Linked DNA regions of Homo sapiens: all the other regions are linked to region 2. The links are chromatin loops, found by intact Hi-C in ENCODE. Cell type or tissue: B cell. All regions are shown on one strand. Each heading gives the region's core, and the rest is flanking DNA. Links, peaks and the distances in the headings are about the cores only. Region 1 has its middle 150 kb from the start of SLC24A3. Region 2 overlaps DZANK1 (double zinc ribbon and ankyrin repeat domains 1). Region 3 overlaps SLC24A3 (solute carrier family 24 member 3).

The links. A loop is a pair of places that touch in the nucleus more often than their neighbours do. Peaks named below come from ENCODE experiments on the same cell type or tissue, not always from the same donor. Only the 100,000 strongest peaks of a DNase experiment are listed, where the experiment ranks them.
Region 1: a loop joins it to region 2, with 33 times the contacts of the local background. A loop is called at or near these places in 3 of 110 quality-filtered maps.
Region 3: a loop joins it to region 2, with 36 times the contacts of the local background. A loop is called at or near these places in 16 of 110 quality-filtered maps.

Annotation. Positions count from the first base shown.
Region 1 is chr20:19,055,089-19,060,783 of GRCh38, reverse strand. No RefSeq gene overlaps it. Among named protein-coding and RNA genes, the nearest start is that of SLC24A3, 150 kb to the left of the region's middle. In B cell, for the core only: a CTCF peak has its summit at 3,688 (motif pointing right); a DNase peak (open chromatin) is centred at 3,693.
Region 2 is chr20:18,410,468-18,416,162 of GRCh38, reverse strand. It overlaps DZANK1 (double zinc ribbon and ankyrin repeat domains 1), which reads left to right. Exons shown (of 21, transcript NM_001367614.1): 11 at 714-836; 12 at 1,651-1,815; 13 at 3,310-3,517. Among named protein-coding and RNA genes, the nearest start is that of LINC00851, 34 kb to the right of the region's middle. RefSeq lists a silencer at 2,612-2,661 and an enhancer at 3,532-3,581. In B cell, for the core only: CTCF peaks have their summits at 2,552 and 2,751 (motif pointing left); DNase peaks (open chromatin) are centred at 2,832 and 3,502; H3K4me3 peaks cover 485 bases; H3K27ac peaks cover 939 bases.
Region 3 is chr20:19,660,105-19,665,799 of GRCh38, reverse strand. All of the region lies in intron 7 of SLC24A3 (solute carrier family 24 member 3), which reads right to left. Among named protein-coding and RNA genes, the nearest start is that of RIN2, 95 kb to the left of the region's middle. In B cell, for the core only: CTCF peaks have their summits at 3,000 and 3,205; a DNase peak (open chromatin) is centred at 3,219; H3K27me3 peaks cover 1,334 bases.

The DNA.
Region 1 (5,695 bases), core at 1,237-5,236, 640 kb before region 2:
TTGGTGTATAGCAGAGCTACTAATTTGTGTGCATTAATTTTGTATCCTGAAACTTTATTGAATTCATTTACCAGTTCTAGGAGCTTTTTGGATGAATCTTTAGGGTTTTCTAGGTATACAATCATATGATCAGCAAACAGCAACAGTTTGATTTCTCTTTATTGATTTTGATGCTCTTTATTTCTTTCTCTTGTCTGATTGCTCTGGCTCAGACTTCAAGTACTATGTTGAATAGAAGTTGTGAAAGTGGGCATCCTTGTCTTATTCTAGTTCTCAGGGGGAATGCTTTCAACTTTTCCCTGTTCAGCATAATGTTGGCTGTGGGTTTGTCATAGATAGCTTTTATTACCTTAAAGTATGTCCCTCCTATGCCAATTTTGCTGAGGGTTTTAATCATAAAGGGATGCTGTACTTTGTCACATGCTTTTTCAGCACTTATTGAGATGATTATGTGATTGTTGTTTTTAATTCTGTTTATGTAGTGTATTACATTTATTGACATATATATGTTAAACCATCCTTGCATCCCTGGTATGAAACCCACTTGATCATAGTGGATTATCTTTTTTATATGCTATTGGATTCAGTTTGCTAATATTTTTTGAGGATTTTTGCATCTATGTTCATCAGGGATATTGGTCTGTAGTTTTATATTTTGTGTGTGTCTTTTCCTGATTTTGGTATCAGGGTATAGTGGCTTCATAGAATAATTTAGGGAGGATTCCTTCTTTCTCTGTCTTTTGGAATAATGTCAATAGGATTGGTACCAATTCTTCTTTGAATGTCTGGTAGCGTTCAGCTCTGAATATATCTGGTCCTGGACTTTTTTTTCTTGGCAATTTTTTAAATTACCATTTTAATCTCACTGCTTCTTATTGGTCTGTTCAGGGATTCTACATTTTCCTGATTTAATCTAGATGGTTGCATATTTCCAGGAATTTATCTATCTCCTCTAGGTTTTCTAGTTCATGTGTATAAAGGTGTTCATAGTAGCCTTGAATAATCTTTTGTATTTCTGTGGTATCAGTTGTAATATCTCCTGTTTCATTTCTAATTGAGCTTCTTTGGATCTTCTCTCTTCTTGGTTTATCTCAATTTTGGTCTATCAGGTTTTATTTTTTAATCTTTTCAAAGAACCATCATTTTGTCCCACTTATCTTTTGTATTTTTTTTTTGTTTCAATTTCATTTAGTTCTGCTCTGATCTTTGTTATTTCTTTTCTTCTTTTGGGTTTGGATTTGGGTTGTTCTTGTTTCTCCAGTTCCATGAGGTGTGACCTTAGATTGTGTATTTTTGCTCTTCCAGACATTTTGATGTAGGCATATAATACTATGAACTATCTTCCTAGCACTGCTTTTGCTGTATCCATGAGGTTTTGATAGGTTGTGTCATTATTATAGTTCAGCTCAAAGAATTTTTAAATTTCCATCTTGATTTCATTGTTGACCCAACAATTATTCAGCAGCAGGTCATTTAATTTCCATGTATTTGCATTATTTTGAGGGCTCCTTTTGGAGTTGATTTCTAATTTTATTCCACTGTGATCTGAGAGAGTACTTGATGTAATTTCAATTTTTTAAAATTTACTGAGACTTGTTTTGTGGCCTATCATATGGTCTACCTTGGAGAATGTTCTGTATGCTGATGAATAGAATGTATATTCTGCAGTTGTTGGGTAGAATGTTCTGTAAATATCTCTTAGGTCCATTTGTTGTAGGGTATCATTTAAATCCATTGTTTCTTTTCTGACTTTCTGTCTTGATGACCTGTCTAGTGCTGCCAGTGGAGTATAAAAGTCCCCCACTATTATTGTGTTGCCATCAATCTCATTTCTTAGATCTAGTAGTAATTGTTCTATAAATTTGGGAACTCCACTGTTAGATGCATATATATTTAGAATTGTGACATTTTCCTGTTGAAGTAGTCCTTTTATCATTATCTAATGTCCCTCTTTGTCTTTTTTAACTGTTGTTGCTTTAAAGTTTGTTTTTCTGATATAAGAATAGCTATTCCTGCTCACTTTTGGTGTTCATTTGAATTGAATATCTTTTTCCACCCTTTTACCTTAAGTTTATGTGAGTCCTTATGTGTTAGGTGAGTCTCCTGAAGACAGGAGAAACTTGATTGGTGAATTCTTATCCACTCTGCCATTCTGTATCTTTTACTTGGAACATTTAAGCCATTTATATTCAATATTAGTATTGAGATGTAAGGTACTATTCTATTCATTGTACTATTTGTTGCCTGAATACCTTGTGTTTTTTTCATTGTTATTGTTATATAGGTCCTTGAGATTTATGCTTTAAGGAAGTTCTATTTTGGTGTATTTCAAAGCTTTGTTTTAAGATTTAGAGCTCATTTTAGCAGTTCTTGTAGTGCTGGCTTGGTAGTAGTGAATTCTCTCAGCATTTGTCTGGAGAAGACTGTATCTTTCCTTCATTTATGAAGCTTATTTTTGCTGGATACAAAATTCTTGGCTGATAATTGTTTTAAGGAGGCTAAAAATAGAACCCCAATCTTTTCTAGCTTGTAGGGTTTCTGCTGAGAAATCTGCTGTTAATCTGATAGGTTTTCCTTTATAGGATACCTGATGATTTTGCCTTACAGCTCTTTTCTTTCCTTCATCTTGACTTTAGATAACCTGATAATTATGCACCTAGGTGATTATCTTTTTGCAGTGAATTTCCCAGGTGTTCTTTGAGCTTCTTGTATTTGGGTGTCTAGATCTTTAGCAAGGCTGGGGAAGTTTTCCTTGATTATTCCCCCAAATATATTTTCCAAACTTTTAGATTTCTCTTCTTTCTCAGGAACAACAATTATTCTTAGGTTTGGACATTTACTATAGTCTCAAACTTCTTGGAGGCTTTGTTCATTTTTTTATTCTTTTTTCTTTGTCTTTATTGGATTGGGTTAATTCAAAAGCCTTGCCTTCAAGCTCTGAAGTTATTTCTTCTGCTTATTTGGTTCTTTTGCTAAGACTTGCCAGTGCATTTTGCATTTCTCTAAGTGTGCTCTTGAGTTCCAGAAGTTGTGATTGTTTTTTATTTATGCTATTTCACTGAAAATTTTTTTTAATATCCTGTATCCTATTTTTGATTTCTTTAAGTTGGACTTCCCCCTTCTCTGGTGCCTCCTGGATTAGCTTAATAATTGACCTTCTGAATTCTTTTTCTTGCAATTCAGATATTTTTGTTTTGGTTTGGATCCATTGCTGGTGGGCTGGTTTGATCTTTTGGATGTATTAAAAAACCTTGTTTTGTCATATTACCAGAATTGTTTTTCTGGTTCCTTCTCATTTGGGTAGACTATGTCACAGGGAAGACCTGGGATTCAAGAGCTGCTGTTCAGATTATTTTGTTCCATGGGGTCCTCCCTTGATGTGGTATTCTCCTCCTTTCCCTGGGAATGGGGCTTCCTGGGAGCTGAACTGTAGTGATTGTTTTTGCCCTTCTGGGTCTAGCCACCCAGTAGGCTACCAGGCTCCAGGCTGGTACGGGGGAGTGTCTGTAAATACTCCTGTGATGTGATACATCTTCAGGTCTTTCAGCCATGGGTACCAGCACCTGCTGTGGTGGAGGTAGCAGGGGAGTGAAATGGACTCTGTGATGGTCCTTGGTTGTTTTTAGTGTGCTGGTTTTATGTTGTTTGGCCTCCAGCCAGGAGGTGGCGCTTTCAAGTGCACATTAGCTGTGGTCCTATAGGGAGGATGCAAACTTGCCCAAGGGACAGCTGGTTAAGTATTCAGGATTCTTAGCTAGTGAGCAGGGCCATAGAGCACCCAAGAGATTATGAACTTCATCTTCAGCTACCAGGGCAGGTAAAGAAAGACCACCAGGTGGGGGTAGGATTAGGCGTGTCTGAGCTCAGCCTCTCCTTGGGAATGGCTTGTTGCGGCTGCTATTGGGGAATGGGGGTGTGGTTCTCAGTCCAATGGAGTTATGTTCCCAGGGTGATTATGGCTGCCTCTATTGAGTCACACAGGCCACCAGGGAAGTGGAAGAAAGCTAGCAATCACTGGCCTCATCCAGCTCCCATGCAGCCGGCAGTTCTAAAGGTCGGTCTCACTTCCACTGTGCCCCCCGCAACAGCACTGTGTGTATTTTCAGGCAGCCAGTGACCAGGGCTGAGAACTTGTCCCAGACCATGAGCCACCCTGTTGAGAAAGCAAGCTGCTTTGGCAGTTTTTCAGCATCTCAGGGAGGCTGCAGTAGTGATCCAGTGCCATCAAAGGGTCTGTGGATTCTCTCGGCTTTCCTGGTATGTTCCTGCAGCAGTTCTTAGAGCAGAAGTTCATGATGTGAGTCTCCATGCGCTGCTCTGTTCATCCAAGTAGGAGCTGCAAGCTAGTCCTGCCTCCTATCTGCCATCTTACCCTGATCCTCTGAGAGTTTTTGCTTCACATCAACACTGGCATTTAGTATTGTCAGATTTCTGGACTTTGGCTATTCCAATATATATGTAGTGGTATCTCATTGTTGTTTTAATTTGCAATTCCCTAATGGCATATGATGTTGAATATTTTTTCATATGCTTATTTGCCATCTGTACATCTTCTTTGATGAGGGATCTATTCAGATCTTTTGCTTATTTAAATTGGACAAAAATCCCAATTTCCAGATGGACCCACATGAGTTTTTGTTGTTGTCGTTGTTGAGTTTTAAGAGTTCTTTTTATATTTCAGATATAAGTCCATTACCAGATATTTGTCTGGCAAATATTTTCTCCCAGTCTGTGACTTGTCTTTTCATTCTCTTAACAATGTCTTCTGCAGTGCAAAAGTTTTTTATTTTAATAAAGTCAAATTTAAATAAGCGTTTTCTTTCATAGATTCATGCTTTTAGTATTTTGTCTAAAAGCTCATCACTCCACCCAAGGTCACTTTGATTTCTCCTGTGGTTTGTCCTGCATGTTTGCAGGTTTGTGCTTTACATTGAGGTCTATGATCCATTTTGAGTTAATTTTTATGAAAGGGTTAAGATCTGTGCCCAGATTTTTTTTTTTTTTTTTTTTTTTTTTTTTTTTTTTTTTTTTTTTTTTTGGCTTCTGGACCCTCAATTGTTCCAGCATCATTTATGAAAAAGACTATCTTTGCTCAATTGAATTGCTCTTGCTCCATTGTCAAATATTAGTTGAGTATATTTGTGTGGGTCTATTTCTGGGCTTTCTATTATGTTCCATTGGCCTATGTATCTATTCCTTCACCAATACTACACCGTCTTGATCATTTAATTTCTGTCTTGATTACTATAGTAAGCCTTGAAGTTGGGTAATGTCAGTCCTCCAACTTTGTTCTTCTTGTTCATTATCGTATTGGCTGTATTGGTTCCTTTGCCTTTCCATGTAAACTTTAGAATCAATTTGTCAACACCCACAAAATACCTTACTGGGATTTTCGTTGGAATTGCATTAAACCTGTAGATCAAGTTGAGAAAAGCACACATCTTAACAATACTGAATCTTGTAATACCTGAACACAGAACATCCTTCCATTATCAATAATAGATCTTCTTTGCTTTCTTTCAAAAGTTTTGTAGTTTTCTGCATAGATATGTATAGATCTTTTGCAAATTTTATTCACTTTATGCCTTACCTAAGAACTTTTTTTGGTGTTAATATAAATGGTGACACTTTGGTTTTCACAAAAAGGATTAAACGAATGCCTTTTTAAAAATTAAATTAGCTAAAATTGTACTAA
Region 2 (5,695 bases), core at 845-4,844:
CTCCCTCTGTAAGATGGGGACAATGACAGCACCCACCTCCCAGGTCTACAGTGGGACTGACGTGAGGGTGCAGGGCAGTGTGGGAATGGAGCCTGCACATGGTGGGTGGTCAGGTAGCAGCCACTGTGCTGTCACTCCCATTTGGGAAGTGAGCAAGTCTCCTACCAGGCAATAGTGAGGAAGCAACAGATTCAAATATAGGTTTACCTAACATAGTCCCAGGAATTCTCACAAAACAATTCTGCCTCTGTCCCCAATATAAAATAATTGTTCTCATGTGTCAAGAATGGGAAATGAAGTCACATTTTTCTATGGAAACCAAAACTCCAAAGGATAGAAGATAAGCCTCAATCATGACCGCTCAGGTAGCTTAGCTCTCTTCTTCCTTCATTAATATTGTTCTGTTAAATCAACAGTAGGGCTTGCTATCCCTGATATTAAAGATATTGAAAAATATTAAGATGTGCAAGGTACCAGTTTCATTGACTTTCTGTTATCTCCATGAAGGAATGTGAGCTCTATGTACTAATTTATTAATTGGTGAAACTCATCATAGCTGTACTCCTTTGGGAAAAAAACAAAACAAAACAAAACAAAAAAAACACTATTTCCGGGGCTCATCTTGTCTGGGAATTTTTTATCTTTTTTGAATTGGGAGGGGGATTAGAGAATATAGTACTGATCCTGCCTTTAAATGCCATTTCATTCACCAGTCGATGTGCAGTGGGGATAAAGCCCCTCCTCCGCCCACTCAGAAAGGGGGGACCATTTCCTGCTACAGATGTGGTCGCTGGAATCTCTGGGAGGCGTCCTTCTGCGGCTGGTGTGGAGCCATGGTGGGTATTTTAAAACTGAGATTCTGTATACTGAGCACCTCACCACTGGCCTGGAGAGAGCCAGGCACTTCTTCCATGGCCTTGCAGAAATCACTTCTTGTGATTTCGCTACTGGTACCTATAACCTAAGAATCTGGAGATAGAGATAATTAATTATCTTACACTGAGAGCCATCTCTGATGACTGTTTTGACTTGCATTTCTTTGAGGTTAAACCTTTTCACTCGTTTATTGACTACTGGCATTTTTTAAAATGAATTATGTCTGCCTGCCTTTATAATAAAACACTCAAGACTATGTATTTATTTAAGTATCGCATGCAAATAACAAAAAAGTTTTAGAGTGAAGGGTTAGTCTCCTCTCTCTCTAAGTCCCACAGTTCTCCTCTCAGAAGCAATTGCTCAGATCCAGTTCTTGAGATGTTCTTTCAGCTATTCAATGCATGTATAAGTAAACTGGTGCTATGAACACTGACCCAATTATTTTCACCTAGCAAGGTGTCTTGTTAGTAACCTCCTCATTCTTTTCAGTGACTTCATAATCCATTGTTTGTATGTATGTACTGTGTTATATTTAGACCATCCCTATTGCTGGACATGTGTGTTGTTTTCAGTGATTTCTTTTAAAACCACAGTGTTTTAGGGGTTGACCTGGAGTACACTTCTTTCTGTACTTGTCCATCTGTAGGATAAATTCTGGAAGGTAGAATGGCTGGGTCAGAGAGTCTGGGCATATGTTAATTTGTATGGTATGAGAATAATTTACATGAGGAAATTATAACTCTAATATTCATCAAGATATTTTCTATCCTCTAGCTCGGCATTCCTGCTGGCTGTTCTGTTTGCCCTAAATGTGGGGCCAGCAATCACCTGTCTGCCCGATTCTGTGGCTCCTGTGGTATTTGTGTGAAGTCCCTAGTGAAACTTAGCTTGGACAGAAGCCTGGCTCTAGCTGCTGAGGAACCTCGCCCTTTTTCTGAGGTGAGGCCTCCCCTGTAGTAAGAACTGGTACCCAGGAAGAGGCTGTAACTCTGAATGTGTGTGCTCCACCCTGTGAATCAACCCGGGGAAGAGACCCAAAACTTTTAGAACTTTCACATGGAATTTCAACTAGGTGTGTAAATAAATGCAGTCAATTTAGATTTTAATTGCATTTGCAAGGCCGTAGACATAATGCCACTTTAGTGGCTTTAAAATACATGAGACAGAATGCACTTCTCTTGAATTTCTTATGTAGCATTCTGAGAACTTTTCCTTCCCCTTTTTTATATTTTAGAAAGCTTAGGGTATATAAGATTGCTTTTGTAATTTATAACAGCTGGGCATAGTTTGAGGACAAATCTCACCAGGTTATTTTCAGAAGTACTTAAGCTCTAACAACTGGCTTTGTGTTAGATTTTTATAATTTTATACATTTCTCTAAGCTGGATAAAGACTTTCCATGTTTCTTCTTATCTCTTTATTATAAGAAGTTAAAGATTGATCATTATTAGAGGATACACTCAGCACTTTGTATGCAGTTTTAGGGAGTTCATGACCTTTTTTTTTTGAGACAGAGTCTCGCTGTGTTGCTCAGGCTGGAGTGCAATGGTGCAATTTTGGCTCACTGCAACCTCTGCCTCCCAGGTTCAAGCAATTCTTCTGCCTCAGTCTCCTGAGTAGCTAGGATTACAGGCCCGTGCCACCATGCCCGGCTAATTTTTGTATTTTTAGTAGAGATGGGGTTTCACCATGTTGGTCGGGCTGATCTCGAACTCCTTACCTCGTGATCCACCCACCGTGGCCTCCCAAAGTGCTGAGATTACAGGCATGAGCCACCATGCCCAGCCGTTCATGGCTTTCTTAACCCAGTTTGAAAGATTTAAATCCTAAACTGCCACTAGCCCTTATTCCTTTGTGCAAATGAAACAAAGGTGTTCTTTTCTCAAGACACTTGACTGCCATCTATTGGAAATTGCTTGTAATATACTGGTTTCTCTACTAGAAAAATTACCCTAATACATATGCAAATATATGATGTTCACCATATGAATGGTACTACTTTGAATGCAGTGACGTTGTGCAACGCACAACCTTTCATGGTAGTCCTCTCAGGTCCCCAGGTTTAGATGCAGGAAAGTATGTTAGAGAAAATGTTGGTGACCAGTGGCTGAGTGTGGATTAGTAGTGAAGTCTATGCTCTATTGGATTACAGAGCTGAAAAGGATAGATATCTTCCAGGCATCAAGCAGGCCGGCAAACACCCCTTGATTTGCTGACTTTTAGATAATAAATGGCTAATCCTGGATCAGGCTGGAAGTTGCTGAGAAAGACAGGAGCAAGGAAGATGAGGCAAAGGCTGGAAAACCCTATTAGTTCCAAGTACACTTTTCTTGAGATACTTTTTATTCTGATTAGAGTTGTTTTCTATAAGTAAAATGCAAGATTGATTAAATTATATTCTAATTTTAAAAATGTCTTCTGCCTCACGCATGGCCCCGATGTGCCTGGCAGTCCCTGAATATTCCTTTGCCCAGATCTGATGTTGGGACTAAGAGGGACATAGGAACACAGACTGTTGGCCTCTTCTACCCATCTGGCAAGCTGCTAGCAAAAAAGGAACAGGAACTAGCCTCTCAAAAGCAGAGGCAGGAGAAAATGAGTGACCATAAACCCCTCCTGACAGCCATCAGCCCAGGAAGAGGTAAGGGGGAGGATGCCCTTTCTTCTGGTCGGGAGGGAATTCACTCTTTCTGTGAAAGAACATTTCATTTTCTCTTCCTTTTAGATTTATTTGTATGTGTAAGAAGTAAGTTTCTTTCTTTTCCTCTTTTTCAAGTAATTTTCTTTGTATTGGAAAAAGAAGCTCTTCCTGTAAGCTCCTTCTTAAACTTTCAGTATTCTGATGTTTTAGCTCATAGCCCTGTAGTCTAGTTCCTCAGTCACATGGCGCATGTGGGTTTCTTTTGTCGTGACGGCATGTTGTTAGTGCACAGTGCTATTGCTATCTGCCATTATCCCTTTTTTTAATTGTAAAATTTAAATAACATAAAATTCACCATTTTGACTATTTTTAAGTCTATAATTTGGGCCAGTTGTGGTGACTCATGCCTGCAATCCCAGCACTTTGGGAGGCCAAGGCTGGAGGATCTCTTGAGTCTAGTCTGGCCAACAAAGTGAGACCCTGTCTCTACAATTTTTTTTTTAAAGCAGTCATTTGTGGTGGTGCATGCCTGTGGTCCCAGCTACATGCTTCAAATTTCATTTTGAAATTTAATCTCTATTGTGGTGGTATTAAGTGGCGGGACGTTTTGGAAATTGATCATGAGGATGGAGCCCTCATGAATAGATCAGTGCCTTATGAAAGGGCTGGAGGGAATGAGTTAAGGCCCCTTTTTGTCCTTTGGCCCTCCCTCCATGTGAGGACACAACGTTGCCCTCCTTTGGAGGATGCAGCAACGAGGCACCATTTTGGAAGCAGAGAGACCAGGCCCTCCCCAGACACCTAACCTGCAGGGACCTTTATTTTGGACTTCTAGCTTCCAGAATGTGAGAAATAAATTCCTGTTCTTTATAAATTACCCAGTCTCAAGTATTTTGTTTATAGCAGCACAAATGGACTAAGACAGTTTGCTAGTATTTTCTTGAAGACTTTTGTGTCTATATTTATAAGAGATATTAGTCTGCAGTTTTCTTCTTTCCTTCTACTGTCTGTCTGATTTTGGTATCAGGATAATGGTAGCCTTATAGAAACACTTCTTTTTTTTTGAAGTGGTTATGAAGAATTGGTATTAACTATTATTTAAATTTTGGTAAATTACCTGTGAAGCTATCTGGATCTGATGTTTGTCTAGTGGGCAATTCTGATTACTCTTTACTTTTTATAGGTCTGTTCAGATTTTCTATTTCTTGTTGAATCAGTTTTGGTAGTTTGTGTTTTTCCAGATATTTATCTATTTCATCTGATTAATTTATTAGCATACAGTTGTTTGTGATACTCTTTTATAATCTTTTTTATTTCAATAAAGTTGGTGATAACATCTCCTATTTCATTTCTAATTCTAGTAACTTGAGATGTCACTTTTTTTGGTCAATCTTACTAAAGGTTTATCAATTTCATTGATCTTTTCCAAGAACCAACTTTTGGTTTTATTGATTTTCTATTATTTTTATATTCTGTATTTCACTAAATTCCACTCTCATCATGATTTCCTTCTTTCTTCTTACTTTAAGTTGACTTTGCTCTTCTTTTCCTCGTTTAAGGTCAAAGATTAGGGTGATGATTTTGAGATCTTTCTTCAGAATGTGAACATTTGCTGCTATAAATTTCTGTTTGAGCTTTGCTTTCACTGCGTCCCATAAGTTTGGTGTACCTTCATTTTCTTTCTTTCTTTCTTTTGAGATAGGATCTCACTTTGTCACCCAGGCTGGAGTGCGGTGGCACAATCATGGCACACTGCAGCCTTGACCTCCTGGGTTCAAGTGATCCTCTTCCCTCAATCTACTGAGTAGCTGGGAGCACAGGCACAAGCCACCACACCTGGATAATTTTTAAACGTTTTTGTAGAGATGGGGTGACACTGTGTTGCCAGTGTTGCCGGTCTCAAACTCTAGGTGTCAAGGAAGCCTCCCACCTTAGCCTTCCAGAGTGCTAGGATTACAGGCATAAGCCCCTGTGTCCAGCACCATGAATCAGGGTTTTTTGTCCATTCTGACAATCCCTGTTTGTTTGTTTTTTAAATTGGATTGTTTCATCCATCTACATTTAATGTTATTATTGATAAAGTTGGACTTATCATTTTGCTTTTTGTTTTCCAAATGTTTCTAAATGCCTTTTTTGTTCCTCTGTTGCTCCTTTACTGCTTTCTTTTGCATTGCATAT
Region 3 (5,695 bases), core at 716-4,715, 1.2 Mb before region 2:
CACACACGCTTTAAGGCTGCACGCAGTATCCACCTTGTTCCTGGGATGGTGTAATCAGGACTGGGTTGTCCTGGGACCTGGAGTCCCTGTGGGTAAACTTCCCTCTGTACTGGTTTGGCCTTTGGCCAGTGTTAGTGGAAGGAGGTGTTGGTAGATCAGGGTGGGCATGTGTGGAAAAGAACAGCCTCAGGTAATTCCCTTCTTCCTGCAATTTCTGTACAACATCAGAGTGACAGGGAAGTGTGACTAACCTGCTTTGTAAAGCAAGGCCCATTGTAGAATCTTAGATCTGCAAGGGGATGTAGGAGCTCAGCAGGTTCTTCCAAATATTAGTCTCTGTAAGATTTCTGCATGTCTGTGCATCTTCAGTTTTTATGCAAGTGCTTGGACTTCTATGGGCTCAATTTTTTCTTTTAATTGATTTTTTTTTGTTTCCTTAAAATAATTTATTTTCAAAGGAAACTTCACATCACAACCAGAAGTAGGGGATCAACACTCCTTGCCATCACCCCGAAAAATAAGTGCATTAACAACAAATGGTGTTTGCAAATCCCATCTGGACACTGTTGGCGCCCAAGCCCTGGGCATGGTCCTGCCCTTTCACTAAGGAAGATTATTAGGGGTCAGAAGCAGTCAAAGGCACACTAGCACCCCACTGAGGTTTACTCATCAGTTAGGACTTGAAAGAGAATACAGAGAGAATACACGGCAGGATTTAATCTACTGAAGTCCTGGTCTATATACCATCTAAAATCATTTCCCACCTTGTGGGGGCATGGGGGGAAGCCTAGTGTAATCCTTTGATTATACAGGGAAACTGAGTCACAGAGAACATAAGTAATTTTCCTAGGCTTGCTCCATTTGCTGCAGAATTGGCTCGAGAACTCAGCCCCAGCTCCGAATTTGGTGTCCTTTTCATGACACACATGGCTGATGACATGTTGCCGAAACCAAATGAGTACACCTATATTTCATAGAAGTAGGAAGCCGAGGACATGGTTCATAGCTCTTTCTTCTCAAACTCCTGAAGGACAACTGCTTTGAGTATGGTCGTCTCAGAGCGGCCTTTCCTTTAGAGGCAGCAGCCCTCTGCAGACTGAAGCAGACACTTGCAGGACACTCTGGGTGTCAACTGCCATCACAACTTGGAGATGGGAAACTCAGTTAACAAAGCGGGCATGGCATCAGCCTCCAGCCAGGGCAGTAACCATGAGCTGGGTAGAGACGTAGAGAACACCTCAGGGCACCAGTCACAAAGCGCATAAAGCAACTCTTTCCAATTATCTTGAAGGTCAAAATGAGGATGAGGAGGAAGGAGCTGTGCTCATTTGTAACTCATTCTTCCCAACAAGCCATTGGAAATGTGGGCTTCATCATTTTTGTTACTTTCATCTTTATTATCAGATTCAACAAGTTGACATTGGGATGACAATGTCAAACTAGAATGGGCAGAGAATTAAAGAAATAAAGGCAACAATCTCATAATCCAGGTTGAATGGCATGGTACCCAACCCCTAGAAGGCATTGACAGCTCTTTTGTATAACCCCCCCAACTTTCTTTTTTGAAAAAAGATTGTTGCCAAAAAATCATGGAGCAGATCAAATTATTTAAGATAGAAAACATTTTCTATTAATTGAAGTTAATTCAATATTAGTCCTTGCAGCAGGCTGGAACAATCAATTTGTAGCCACTTAAGAGAACAGAAGATATTGAGAAAGAGTTTATTAGACCAGGCCAATTTAATTTTCTTCTATCAGGGAAGGCAGGCAATAACATAGAATATGAAAGCAGCTTTTAGAAAGCCCTTATTCTGAGTGATCCTCCCCATAGGTGGGGCACAGATTCTGCAAAGGAAAAGCTTGGAGATCGCTCACCCTGGAAGAAAGTACTCTTCCTGTCTGCTAGCAGTCAGCCCTGAGATTCATAGGACTTTAGCTACTGATCATTTCAATGATCATAGCAAAGAAAAAATGAGATTGGGCTTAATTTTAGGAGGGACCCCAAACAGGAGCACAATAATCAGAGAAACAGTGGGCAAATCCGGGTGAGATTGGACAAAATATGCAATTAGGTCCAGAGCTTCATGACCCTGGAGTCAAGAGGATGGTTGTGGCTTGGGGAGCTGTGGTTGGGGATATGGTTCAGGGAGGCAGACAGGGAAAGAGAAATGCAGGTGATCTCACTACAAGTACTAACTAATGGAGGAGATCCGGAAACATGCAAATAACTGATATAGTTTCCCCTTTGATCTCTGCCTTGTGTGAAGATGCCCCATCACTCAGAATGCATAAGGGTAGATGAAGAGGAGGAGGATGAGAAGGCGGAGGAGGAGGAGGAGGAGGAAGTGGAGGAGGATGAGAAGGCGGAGGAGGAGGAGGAGGAGGAGGAGGTGGAGGAGGAGGCCTCCACAAAGTCAGGGCTTCTCTACCCTGTGGCTGATGGCAAATATCATTCGGGTTTATCCTTCTCCTTTGAGAGGACTGTGTGGAGGAATGAGAGGACTCAGAAAAGAACAATGAAATGAACAAAAGGGACTAGAAATCAGGACTCTGAGAAAATCTAAATTGGCTTGGCACAGTGGCTCATGCCTGCAATCCTAGCACCTTGGGAGATCAAGGTGGGAGAATCACTTGAGCCATGAGTTTGAGGCTGCAGTGAGCTATGATCTGGCCACTGCATTCCAGCCTTGGGGAGACAGCAAGACCCTGTCTCTAAAAAAACTCTAAACAGAAGCAGGGCTTCCTCATCATGAGAAAGAAGGTGGAGATGAGCTATCAACTGCCTGTGAACATTCAGTGCTGTTATTTGGAGAACAAGCAGCTGGTCATCGCCTCTTCCGAAGACTGGAAATTAGGACTGGCGCTGTTTGCAGAACGTTCCATCGGGAGGGTACCTTGCTGGACCATCTTGATGGAGCATTTGAATCGCTCCCTCAGAAAACTCTACAAACGGCAAGGATGAGGTTCCTTTCACTTGAGTTTGCTGAAGGTTAGGAAATGAATTTGTTATTCCTTAAAGATTTCATGTTATTCAATACATTTAAGACACGTGTTGCGTATCCCTCTGTAGTTTATGCTCTACTAGCTGAGAGTAAAAGAAATCAAAGCAACATCCCCCATCCCTTAGATAAGTATTACTAGTGTAGAAGAAAACTTGAAATCATTTCTTTCTAGACTAGAACAAGTTGCACCCGCAGTTCCTGCAAATGACCACTAAGTGGTGCTCACGTTCCAGTCCTCCCTCCATGTCCAGCCTGCCAAGGTAGTGAAGTTGAAATGAAGTCAGTTCAAGTCCATTTTCGCAGTTCTATTAAATCTCCTGGAAGGAAGGGAATCACCTCAAGGCAGGCAGCCTACTGAAGGCGGCTTTAGCCGCTGCTGTCTTGAGGCAAGGTGGTGTTCCAGGGGCAGGTCCTGCCTGGTGCTCTGTCCTGGGGTCAACACTCTGTCCTCAACGATGAGTTGCACTTGACGGACCTCCTGTTGTGGGCTTTGGAACTGACTCAGCTTCTTCCCCATCAGATTTGTGAAAGCAACCCTTGGGTAAGCGTTCTTCTCTCTGTGCCCTGTTGGTTCTGTTTGGGGGCCAGGCTCTGCGATAGCCCAGAGACCACCAAGGGTGATACTGATAGCTGGATCTCAGATCTGCTGAGCACCAGCTGGTCAGGGGGCCTCTGCCCTCTGACCCACATGTGGTTCATCCAAAGATACCCTTGGCTTCGCCCTGAGGTTTCCACGTGTTCTGCTGCTGAGCTAAATGTTCAACAGGAATGAATTTGAAAAAAGCACTCATTTCCTCCAGGCTTCAGAGAAACGGCTGGGTACCATGGAAACCGGCTTTTCATTCCTGGTGTCTGCTCCAGAATTCTTCCAAGCAAGACGGGCTTACATCAGGCCGGCGAATCCCTGGATATCAGAACAACCCAGAGAGCTGCCAAGGGAATGGAGTGCTCAACATGGAGGAGCAGGGGAGGAAGAGCCAGGAGCCCCTAGTATACGCGGGAGAGAAGAGGCTGGCTGAGCTGGGAGGCAGGTGGCTGTCTCAACATCGCCATGTCAGCCCCTGGGTTTGCTTACTGTAAATTGTCACCATGAAGCAGGAGAGGCTGCATTGCTGAAGCTAAGACTTCATAGCATGTATTGTAATCACTGGCACCATGAGAATTTTAAGCAGTGAAAATAATGGGAGAAAATCAACATCATCGTTTTCTTTCAAGAGACTGAAACCTGAAACTCTTTCCTTCCTTGCTGCAAAGAAAACAGCCCCCCGTAGACTTTTCCCACTCAATATCACGGGAACTCCCTTGAGTGGGTGTAGTTCTCACTTCTTCAGCTCTTGGGTGGGGGTGCAGACGGCTTAGCTAAGGCCATGGTGATTTCATCTGAGGAGAGGGATCCAGTGGAATACACTGGGAAGCTGGCTGTTAGGCACCAGTATCACTTATATTTCAAAGTTAAGCAGAAATTCCTACTTCAGGATGTCTTATAGGCTTGATTGATGAAGGTTGTGGTTGCAGAAGGGCAGGGAAAAAATGACCTACGGGCAGGGCTTTAGCCGAGCTGATCATGTTGTATAAATATATGAAGGCAGGCTACAGGAAAGAAAAAAGGGCAAGTACTGAGGATATAGGAGATGGGGGTTGTTAAACTGAAAGGACTATGTTTGCTGGGCAGGGAAAACCAAAATCAAGCACATAGCTACAGTTTCCACGTTGTTTTCCTTGTTAGAGATGAAAGGCTCCTCTCTGGGGTCTCCAGGCCAGCGGATGCACTTCCCTGTCCAAGCAGCAAATGAGAGTGTAACCGGCCTCCTAGTTTACCCAGTGTCATTAAAGCAGGACTTTCCTTCCTCCTGTTGACAGCAGGGATTACAAAACAGGCGACCTTTGTAAGACCATAGTCGATTTGTTTAAGGATCTTAAAATTCTGTCAAAGTCATTCTCGGTGAGGATCTTCTTGCTACCATAGTTATTCCGACTTTGCCAGAAAGAGAGCTGAAATGTAATGAGGGCAAAATGAGCTGAAAGACCTGAGGGCTGAAATGTAATGAGGGCACAACGAGCTGAAGGACCTCAAGTTTTCCAGTATGAGAATGTCTTAAAGAACTGAAAGTAGATCTACCCTTCAATCCAGCAATCCCACTACTGGGTATCTACCCCGAAGAAAAGAAATCATTCTATCAAAAAGACACCTGCGTGAGTATGTTTATCACAGCACAATTCACAGTTGCAAAGATATGAAACTAACCTGAGTATTCATCAGCTAACGAGTGGATAAGGAAAATATGGTTTATATACACCATGGAATACTACTGAGCCACGAAAAGAAACGAAACAATATCTTTTGCAGCAACTTGGATGGACCTGGAGGCCATTATTCTAAGTGAAGTAACCCAGGAATGGAAAATCAAATACCGTATGTTCTCACTTATAAGTGGGAGCTAAGCTATGTGTATGCAAAGGCATACAGCGTGGTGGCATGGACTTTGGAGACTTAGAAGGTGGGGGGGTGGGAGGAGGGGCAAGGGATACAAAAACTACATATTGGGTATAATGTACACTACTCCGGTGAAGGGAATGCTAAAATTTCAGACTTCACCACTATATAATTCATCCATGTAACCAAAAACCACACGTACCTCAAAAGCCATTGAAATAAAAAAATAAGAACCCCAAGTTTCTAAATTGGAGAGAGA